2 separate regions of the Homo sapiens genome follow, and region 1 is linked to region 2. The links are chromatin loops, found by intact Hi-C in ENCODE. Cell type or tissue: PC-3. All regions are shown on one strand. Each heading gives the region's core, and the rest is flanking DNA. Links, peaks and the distances in the headings are about the cores only. Region 1 has its middle 110 kb from the start of COPS8. Region 2 overlaps LOC105373953 (a long non-coding RNA gene).

Evidence for each region. A loop is a pair of places that touch in the nucleus more often than their neighbours do. Peaks named below come from ENCODE experiments on the same cell type or tissue, not always from the same donor. Only the 100,000 strongest peaks of a DNase experiment are listed, where the experiment ranks them.
Region 1: it touches region 2 in a loop (9-fold over the local background); 6 of 110 quality-filtered maps call a loop at or near these places.

The regions. Positions count from the first base shown.
Region 1 is chr2:237,194,710-237,200,093 of GRCh38, forward strand. No RefSeq gene overlaps it. Among named protein-coding and RNA genes, the nearest start is that of COPS8, 110 kb to the left of the region's middle. In PC-3, for the core only: no CTCF peak of the experiment used is centred there; a DNase peak (open chromatin) is centred at 2,362; H3K27ac peaks cover 1,374 bases.
Region 2 is chr2:237,249,861-237,255,244 of GRCh38, forward strand. All of the region lies in intron 4 of LOC105373953 (a long non-coding RNA gene), which reads left to right. Among named protein-coding and RNA genes, the nearest start is that of COL6A3, 160 kb to the right of the region's middle. In PC-3, for the core only: no CTCF peak of the experiment used is centred there; a DNase peak (open chromatin) is centred at 3,361; H3K27ac peaks cover 2,560 bases.

The DNA.
Region 1 (5,384 bases), core at 116-5,115, 55 kb before region 2:
TGTACTTTTCTTCGCAGCACTGATTGCTCTGTTATTTGTATGACTTTTTACTAATGTCTGTTTCCCCTAGCCCGTGTGTTCCATGACGGCAGGGACTAGGTGGGTCTTGCCTGGCACCTGATAGAAATTTAGAAAGTATCAGTTGAAGGAGTGAGTCTGCCAGCAACAGACAGTCTAGGTGTAGCTGAGCTAGAGTCACCCAGGAGCACAACCCTTGAAAGGCGTCAGGTCGCAGTATGAAAATGCCTGTAGGGTTCGGCTGCCTGGAAAAGTCCCTGATCTAGCCCTGGAGATGGGCTTCAGGGGCTCCAGCTGTGGCTATGGGTGGGGAGGGGGTGCTCCCCAGCTAGCCCTCCCTCGTTCGCCCTGGGGCTGGCATTTCTTGGCATGCTCCCCACCTCCCACCTGCAACTGAAACCCCCAGTGTGGGGCTGCAGCCACTGGCATGTGACTGTGTTCTGCCTGAGGATAAATGTTGGGAAAAAAAATAGAGGGAAATGACAGCAACCTCCCTGCAAGGAAAGTGGAGAAACAAAAGGCCAGGAATGCTTTTCCAGAACAAGGCATCAGGGTTTAGTGAGACAGAGCCGGACTCCATCTCCATGGAAAAACAGTTAGCCTCTGCCTTACCAGCATGTGGGCACTCTCTACAGGTTTTTGCCCAAGCTCTGGCAGGCTCCCAGATGGTCTTCGAGGTGCATGTTCAGGGCAGCTTTGTGCGGATGTCCTAAAGACGTTGCACTCAGGGGCTGTCTTCAGTGTCACATGGCCCTGAGGCATATGAAAACACTGTGCAGGAGAGGAGCCTACTTTAGGGGGTAGAGCAAACTGGCTAGCTCTGTCTTCTATCAGCAATGCAACCTGGAGAGGCCTTTCTTGAGACAGCTGTTTGGCCACCTGAGTCAAGCCTGCCTTCCCCCTGGGATCCCATGATTCTCAGTGAAGTCTAGTCCAAGCCCTGGTCCAAGCTCTGATATGTTGTCTGTGCCCTTCCTCCTCCAGACAGTGGTCCATGTCATAAGGTTCCCCTTTACTGACTACGTGCTGTGCACCTGCCATGCAACCTTCTGTTCCTCATCATCTTAGCTGACCTCCACAAACACCTGTAAGGCAGATGATGTAATTATCTCCATTCTACAGACTCAGGGGCCGAGGCTCAGACAGGCGAAGCCACATTCCTGAGGCCACACAGTTGGTAAGAGATGGATCCAGCTGGACGATCCCAACAGCTGGGCCTTTACACCTTTGATTTATGGCCTCTTGGGATGGCGGCTTGTGTGGTTGCTTCACTGCATAACCTCAAATTCCCACAAGTTTCGTATGTTCATTTAGAGAGGAGGAAATTGAAGTTCGGAGCAAGTAAGTGGCATATCTGAGACTGCACAACATTACCTGGGAGAGACAAGATTTGACCCCCGAAGGTTCAAGAGCCTCATTCTTTTCCATATGACCATTGCAGCATCCAAACCTTCACTCCTCGCTGGGGCGAGCAGACCCCATCCTCCAGGCTTGGGTAGAGGAGAATCTCCATTGTGACTGTGCTCTTCACGGGCTGTGTCTATTCCTGATTTTAGACTTTCCAAACAGTTGTCCAACCAAAGCTTCAAGCTAAAGACCTCAGTGCCTCCACATCAGGATGGATTGAAAGCTATGGACTCTGGTGTAACAGGAGCAGGGTCAAAAGCACAGTCTTTGCCTCATTGCACCAGAACTGCTGACAATCACAGAGCACTGGAAAGATCCTTCCTAACTGGCTCCCCAGCAATTCTACAACAATTTGTTTGTTGCCCTTAAATGAGCCAATCATCCTCACAAACCAGGCTTCACATGGTCCCCAGCTAAAGAGCTCATAGTCATGTTCATGGCTGCTGACTACAGGCTGGTCTATTTCTAAAGCAGCTTGATTTCTAAACCACTCTGAATTAAATAAGACAAGTTTTAAAGAGGTCACTGTGGAATGTTCCATTATTAAAACGATAATATAAATTCTCTAAGAAACCCACTTGTGTGCCAAATTTACATCACATTATCAAAGATGTGCTTTGGATGAACATTGTTCTTGGGGTAGATTTCAGAGAAGAAAGAAAGTGACCAAAGGAAGCAACATCTACCCCGGCCTTTTTTTAGCTCCTAGGAAGTAAAAGTAAAAAAGCAACTTCAGCTATCAAATCCCTCTAATCACAGAGGGTCAGGTGGGGAGGTAAGGAGATATAAACAAAGTGAAAGAGCTGGTAGGGGAAGGGTGGACCTCAGCCCGATGAGCACCCCCAGGCACTGCAGCAGATGCATGTCTTTAAAAGGCCCCAGGGAAGTTAGATCACAAAAGCTCTGTGTGTAAGTGAAGCTGATTCATTATTCCTGTGTTTGGACAACTAGACCAGTACAATGCTGACCCCACCCACTGGACAGACACCATATCTATCCAACACTCACACAGCAGCCCTAGCAGGTGGGAAGTGCTGTCTCTGATTTTCACAGAAGGGCTTTAAGCAGTCTGATAGTTTGCATTATTGTTCTCAAATATTTACCTACTTTGCCCCCATCCAGCTCCTTGGGAGGAGTATATTTCCTCTCCACATTGATGTTGGGCTTGGCCGTGGGACATGCTTTGGCCAAGGGAAAGTGGGCAGATGTGAAATGAGCCTTCAATGCTTGAGCAGTCTGCTTGGCTCTTATGCACTGAGACCTGCCATTAGAAGAGCTTCCCCTGAGTGGCCACTGCCCTGAAGCCTGAACCTTAGAATAAAACACGCGTCGCAGACCTGAGTCTGATCAAAGCCCAGAGCCATGCCCAGCTGAACCACAGCGTGAAGCAGGGCTGCCCACTGAGTCCCAGGCTATCAGCTAAGCTGCACTCAACATGTAGATTCATGAGCATGAGGGAAATGATACTTGTAACAAACCACAGAAGTTTAACATGTTATCTCACACAGCAGTAGCAGTTATTACAGAAAGGTTGTATAATTAACCAAAGTCAAGGAGAAGTCTGATTCTGAGCATTCAGATTTGCCTAGCTCCAAATCCCATGCTCTTTTAATTTTCCCATGTAGAACAAACAGGCTGGAGGTTACAAGTTTGGGGAACAGTCATCTCTACCATGCAGCTGGGTACTGAAGTGTACAGGTAGTCTAAGGCAAAAGAGAAACATTGTACAGGAGATTATGCAGTAGAAGGGTTTGTTGATGAATCTCCCTAGATTTAGGTTTCCAGAGGATGTTCCACATGAACTTTTTGGCTCCTTCTGCCCAGTTAAATAATCACACCTATGCTAATTGATGTGTTTTATTCGTGAACCTAAAACATGTTGATAGGCAGTTATCTTTGTATTTAAACTTGGCTGAAATTTCTGTTTTCAACATTGTAGATAAAATCCACATGCCTCAGTGTAAAAATAGTAATATTTTACAGAAATAAGAAAATTACAAAAGGTGGTTCTCACATAAAAACTATCCATTCTCCTACTAGGAGTCCTGTTTGACCCATACCCTTTTCATCTCACCATGTGGAGAAAATGGTGTGGAGGAGGAATTTAGGACAAATAGAAGGACTGCTGAGAACTAGAGCACTTATTAAGCTGAGGTTCAGGGTTAATTTGCTTGTATCTACATTTCCATCCATTTACTGTGAACTTCTCTTTCTTATGCTCATGACGTACATTAAGGAAATATTTATGGTATTTCCATGGTAGAAAAACAGATGTCTCTTGATCTCTATTTTGATTTTTAAAATTCCATGGGACAATAAATGTTATGTGTACATATTTTTAGACATCTCATGAATTTCTACAAAGAGGTTTTCCCATCTGAAAAAGAAATTTAAAATTACTCCTGTGTTCCACAATCTCTAGATTTCTGTCATTAATTTGCAGTTCTTTGGGGGGTCTGGAGTGGAGTTGGAGTATTTATTAGTTATTCAAACATGACAGGCACTATGCTAAGTACTTTGTATACACACCCATGAGTCATGATAACAGCCCATAAGGTCTGTTGTATAACCTGGATTTGCAGATGAGGCTCAGAGAAGTTGAGTTACTTTTTCAAAAATATCACCGATAAGAGGCAGAGCTCAGGATTGAACCCAATTATGTCTGGCTCCAAATTCCATGCATTTTCCACAACTGCAGACTGCCTCCTCCCATGCTATTTCCTCCTCATCAAGTCCAGGTGTCAGCAGAAATATTTCTAAGCCTCCAACAAGAAGAAGGGCCTTGTTTTCTGGGTTGGGGACAGGTTTATAAGGATAAGAAGGACCTCAGCACTTGGGTCCACTCTCCATCACTCATTCTGGACTTTATCCAGCTTGTCTCTGTCCTCTCTGTTTTTAAATTAGGGCTCTTTTACTATTTATTAACTTATCTAGTGGAGGGGTGTGTGAGACACTAACTCAATTTGCCTTTTAGTTAGAAATCAAACTAAACCTTTGGTTTTGGAGAGGGAAAGCAGATGGGTAAAGAAGTTAAGCAACAGCTCCTGGAGGTTGGAGGATTGATCTGTTCCTTCCAGGCTTGCTTTCGTTAAAAGAGTTACTCATAATTCAGCTGCATTATCACAGAGATGTGTTTTACAAATTAACCTTAACTGCTTTGACTTAGAGGAGGGAATCTGATTTTCTTAGAACACATTTTTCCCAACAGGGTCCCAGTGTCAATGGCAGCTATGCTGAGTCATCAATGACTTGGTAAAGAATAACAATCAAACCTAAAAATTAACATATGGGAAATTAACATTTTCTCTAACAACTTCAGGCACCACTTTTTGTTATTCATGTAATTATAATTTACAGTTGCTCAAGCCAAAAACCTGGGAATTATCCTTGGTTATTCTTTTCTCTCTATCCTTGATGTTGTCACAGGATCCTTAAGGTGTTGCTTTGCCAGCCAGAAACCTCTGTGGCTGGCGGCACCTTCTGCCTGAGTATTGCTCATGCCCACTGGGCTTGTTACTGCCCACTCAGCCTGGCAGGCTGCACTTGGCCCAAGCTACTGGCCCAGATTCCACACCTGCCTAGGGCAAGCCAGGCACAGAGTGGCAAAGGGTGTGTGAGCAAACATGGGGTCCAGCCACTGCACACAGCCAGGCACACTGGCTGCTGTGACAGGGTGCATAGTGACAGCACAGGTGTCAGCTCCATGTGAGGCTGCAGCTGGACCGGATATACTGTATGTGGCTTCTGCTGTGAGCAGCTGCATCTAGACAAGGGGAACATGGTGGTGCCTGGAAGCTTGGAGATGCCAGGAACTGCAGAGCCCCAAAGAGGGTGTCACAGCCCTGGCATGGGGAGCCCCTAGGTCTGGGATCCCCGAAGGGTTCTAGCTCTCCTCTCATCACCTGCTCAATGTGGCAAGCAGGGCGGGGGGGTGTTTCAGCCCTGTTTGTGTTACAGCT
Region 2 (5,384 bases), core at 278-5,277:
AGTGGTGTAGTTCCAATCCTAGTCCAAAGACCTGAGAAGACTGATGTCTCAGCTCAACAGTCAGGCAGAAGGAGTCTTTTTCTCACACATCCTGTTGTTCTACTTAGGATTCATTGATTGGATGAGGCCCACAATAGGGAGGGCAATCTGCTTTACTGTCTAGAGATTCAAAAGATAATCTCGACTGGGTGTGGTGGCTCACGCTTGTAATCCCAGCACTTTGGGAGGCTGAGGCAGGTGGATCATGACGTCAGGAGTTCAAGACCGGCCTAGCCAAGATGGTCAAACTCCGTCTCTACTAAAACTACAAAAATTAACCAGCTACAGTGGCAGGCGCCTGTAATCCCAGCTACTTGGGAGGCTGAGGCAGGAGAATCACTTGAACCCTGGCAGCAGAGGTGGCAGTGAGCTGAGATTGCACTACTGCACTCCAGCCTGGGTGACAGAGTGAGACTCCATTCCCCCACCACCCAAAAAATAAAAAAGAAGATAATCTCATCCTGAAACACCCTCACAGACACACCCAGAATAATGTTGGACTAAATGTCTGGGAACCCTGTGGTCCAGTTAAGTTGACACATGACATTAACCATCATGATGGACATTATAGAAAAGGCAAAACTATCAACACAGTAAAATGATCAGTAATTACCAAGGGAGGAGAAGGAGGAGGAGGAAAGAATGAATAAGTGAAGCACAGGGAATGTTTAGGGCAGTAATACTATTTTGTATAATACAGTAGTGGTGGTTTTACGGTATGATGCATTTGTAAAAATCCATAAATTTTACAGCATAAAAAGTGAGTTTTAATGTACATAAATTTTTAAAAAGTATTTAGGAGGTTGAGAAATCTCAGAAAGAAATGCCGACAGACCAAAAAAATCTAAATGCATTGCTAATGTATGAAACAACCTCACTGAAGGTGGTAGGTCAAAAGGTGCTGACCTAAGTAACTTTGGAAATGAGTAGAGTACATAAGACTAAAGGTAAAAGGAACCTTATATAAGACTGTACTCTACTTCAAGGGTCCCCAGACCCCAGGCCCTGGACCAGTAATGGTCCATGGCCTGTTAGGAACCGGGGTTCACAGCAGAAGGTGAGCAGCAGGTGAGCAAGTGAAGTTTCATCTGTATTTACAGCTGCTCTCCATTGCACACATTTCCGCCTAAGCTCTGCCTCCAGTCAGATCAGCAGTGCATTAGATTCTTATAGAAACAGGAACCCTACCACGAACTGTCCATGCAAGGGTTCTAGGTTGTGCACTCTATGAGAATCTAATGCCTGATTATCTGTCACTTTCTCCCCAAGATGGGACCGTTAGTTGCAGGAAAACAAGCTCAGGCCTTCCATTAATTCCACATTATGGTGTGTTGTATAATTATTTCATTACATATTACACTGTAACAATAATAAAAATACATGTGATGCACTTGAATCATCCTGAAATGATCCCCTCTCCCCTGGTTCGTGGAAAAGTTATCTTGCATGAAACTGGTCCCAGGTGCCAAAAAGGTTGGGGACCACTGCTCTAGTTGATAAAGTTGTTTCCCAAGAAACACAGGTTAACAATTCTAATACTGCTATACATGTATATTAAAACTGAACAATTAAGTAAATGGATGGCAAATGGCAGGAACAAGATATCTCACTGTTGGAGTGGGAATGCACAGTTAAGCAAGGAAGAGAGACAACAGTGATGCCCGTGGTAACAGACTAGAGTTGGAGACATCAATATGAACACATGTTATCTTAGTATAGATATTTACATATGGAACTATTTATTGATAGGTATACTTACATAGATTAGCATGCACGCATATATGTCCTTGCTGTGTCAGCTGAGAGGACCTAAAAGAAATGACACCCAGGGTAGCAATCAGCACGCCTAGTACTCAGATCTTAGTGTAGAATACTAAGTGAAAGGTACTCTAGTGAAAGGTACTAAGACTCCTTAGAGAAATGGATGATTCCAGGACTGGCAAGAAATTATACAAGACAAGCCTGGAGCATCTTGTAGTGCCAGAAATAAGAAAATGCTCAAAAATAAGGAAGAATCATATTGATGGGAATATGTCAAAAGAGCACAGGAGTCAACCTAAAGAATTCCCAATGCCCAGAACCAGAGCAATTAGAGCAAAGAAATGAAGCAGTGTGGTGTATACCCAAAGTAGGAAATAAATATCCCTAGAATGTTTTTTCTCTCTAACACAGACTCTCTAATGCACACAAACACACACACATACACACACACACACAGTTACCTCACAGTTATCTCACCTGGACTTTGAATGGGATAATATCAAGGAAAAAGGGCAGGTCAGCACTGTGTCAGAGAGCAGAAGTGCATATCCACCCGAGTCTGGCAGCATGAAGAGATAGTCTCTGGGCCTTTCTTAGGAAATAGGAAAACGTTCTTATGCCCTGTTAAATGTTGGAAAATACACACAACAGACTAACTTTTCTTTTAAGCCAAAGGACAGGGACATGTAGTTATGTGAGATGATGGCTCCATTCCTGTCAACTGAGGCAAACAGAACTCACTGTCTTCAGCTTGGAAAAACTCATCAAGGGGTTGCATGACGTCGCCAGCATCCTGAGGTTGTTGACTTTTCTTTCTTTCTACTTATCAGTGTGGTAGAAGTGGATGCAGAGGGAGAGCAGGACAAGTGGGACTCTTTTGATTATCATTAGCGACCCTCGAGCCTTGCTGATCAGAAAGAAGACTGTCCTCAGAGATGGTTCCCACATGGCACCTGATATACAATCAAAGCCTAGTCAATATTTGTTTATCGAAAACGGAGAATAGCAAGGGGTATAAAAAATTAGTTTAAATGGTACAATTTATACTCAGGTCTGACTTTGCATATCTGGCTCATTTGAGGGACTAGGTCACCAAGATTACCACCCTCATTTGCTGAAATCCTTCAGTGGCTTCAAAAAATGCCAATTTCCCACCAAAGGAACCCAGCTCCTGATAATTGCATCCCTGCCTTCCTCAGCCTCATCTCCAAACACTCCCTAGCTGGCTCCTCCATTCCAGCCATCCCCAGCTGCTTGCTGCTGCAGGACCTGGTGGCTATGGTTTGCTTGAGGATTGTGCTACCTCAGGCCCTAGAACTTGCACACGGTGCTCCTCCTGGCTGGATCCTGCTCCCTCTTCTGCTTCCTGCCCTAATTTATTCCTAAAGACCCTGCTCAAATCCATACCCTCTAGCAGGTGCCCTGAATCTGTAGGTCCTTTTCGTTCTCCTTCACCAGACTGAGACTTCAGTGGAGAAATGAGTTTCTGAGTCACCTTGCAAGTAGGTGCTCAATGAATGCCAGCTGAATGCTGCATTTGTGAAATATAGCCTTGGAGGAGGAAAATGTGATTCTGGCAACAAGGAAAAGTCATGCATTATTTGATCAAAGGGTGGAGCTGTACATGACTTACTGGTTTTAAAAGGGAAAAATACACACACATAAACATAAGTAAAAGTTGCTAAGGCATTGAATTTCTATTTTTAAATATCATATGGAGTCAAGTATGAATTCCATCACCATCGTATTAAAGGAATTGTATCTCTTGCAGACTATGCATATCATGCAAGTTTGAATTTAATGAGTGTGTAATTGTAGCCGTCTGAGAAGGTGAGACAATGTGAATGAATCAGCAGGGCACGGGTAGTTTGGTCGTGAAATACAAGTACAGCCTTGGCAGGGCTGTGTCACATTTTTCCAGGCAGATGGTCTGTTCTCTTCTGGCTTTGCTTGGTATGACTGGTTCTGTCCTTGCTGCTCATAAACCTACATGCCCCTCTGCCCCCTGCCCCAAGACAGAGCCTGCTTTGTGTTCTACGCACCTGGTGAACACTCCATCCCAGCTCTGATCAGTCATCTCTCTCCATCTTCCCCAGTAGACTGAGCTCCATGGGGCATGGCTCAGTGCCTGGCAACATGTGCTTTTTGAATGAATGAAATGAATAAATGAGTGGAAAAAAGGGAAAGAAAAATGAATGAATTAGTTCTAGATCACCTTTTTGCAAGACTCCCTTGATATGCATCCCAAATTCTTCTTTCCACTTATGCCATTCAGGCTTTGGAATCCTGAAATTCTCCCCATAGTAACAGGCTTGGGGGTGAGGAGCACAGAGGCTGAAGGGTGCATTCTGGAATCACCCACCGGAGGTTTGACTCCCTGCTCCATCCCTTCTTGCCAGCTGGGTAATCTTGACTGAGTACCTAGACCTTCTTATACTCAGTTTTCCCATATGTCAAACTGGGATATTGATAAGACTTACCTCATGAGGCCATGGTTCCCAAGCTGTGTGCCAAGGCACCCCAAGATGCCACAACAAACTCACAAGGGCACCAATGCACATTTTAAATCTCCAGGAGGAAACATGGAGATGTCTATCAGATACTGCATGAAGCTTTGACATAATCATGATGTCTATTGCAATACTGCAACTCTTGGGTTGGTTGGACCTAACTACTGAAAACTGGTATTTCTTTTGACCTGGGGCCACAGGGAAAATTTCCTGAGATCCTAAGGGCACTGTAACCAGAGAAAAGTTGGGTCTCCAAGTCATAGGGTTGTCATGAGAATTTAGTGGGGAAGTACAGAACAAGCTTGCTACTTGTTAAGTGATCCACAGATGTTAGCTATAATCATTATTTCCCTGTCCTCTGGATAAGTTTCATCATGGAATTCTGTTTATCTAAATCACCATTTAAATTACCAGCAAACCAAAAATTAAGCAACACAATTCTGAATAATAGCTCAAATTCCTTTATTTTTCCCCAAATTACAAATTGACTGGGATGATTAAATAGTTCAAGAAAAAAAAAATCTACGTGGGACTAGGCAGAATTCCTTAGGGGTGTTCCTTCTAGGAAATGAAACCCACAGACATCACCGAAGTTCTCACTGGGCACAAACCACTAGAAGAGAGTAAACAATCCTTGAGCCTACTACACTGGAAACTCACACCAAAAATAGCCTCCCTTGAATGAAAGGTAATCTTTGGGAATATACTGTCTTAAATAGTCATTTCAACAGCTCATTGATTGTTACAATCAAATGTCAAGTACTAGTACTCTGCTTCTCAAGAACTAAATGTACTGGAAACAATTTATTCTGTTATCCTAATTTAGTTTTTTTTTAATGGATAGATATCTTGTTTATTTGTTTCCAAGGTATCCACCATTACACTTATTATTTTTTTAAAGCAAGTCAGCCATGACTTGGTTCAGGATGAATAATGTATAAATGTTATGTGTTTAAGCAGAGGTTGCCATGTCATTTTTACAAAAAGATTCCCAGGAATCACTAAGGCCAGAAAATAGCTCTTAGTTCTAAGGTCCAAACACCAAGCAAGATGTGTAGGCTTTTTTCTCCCAAA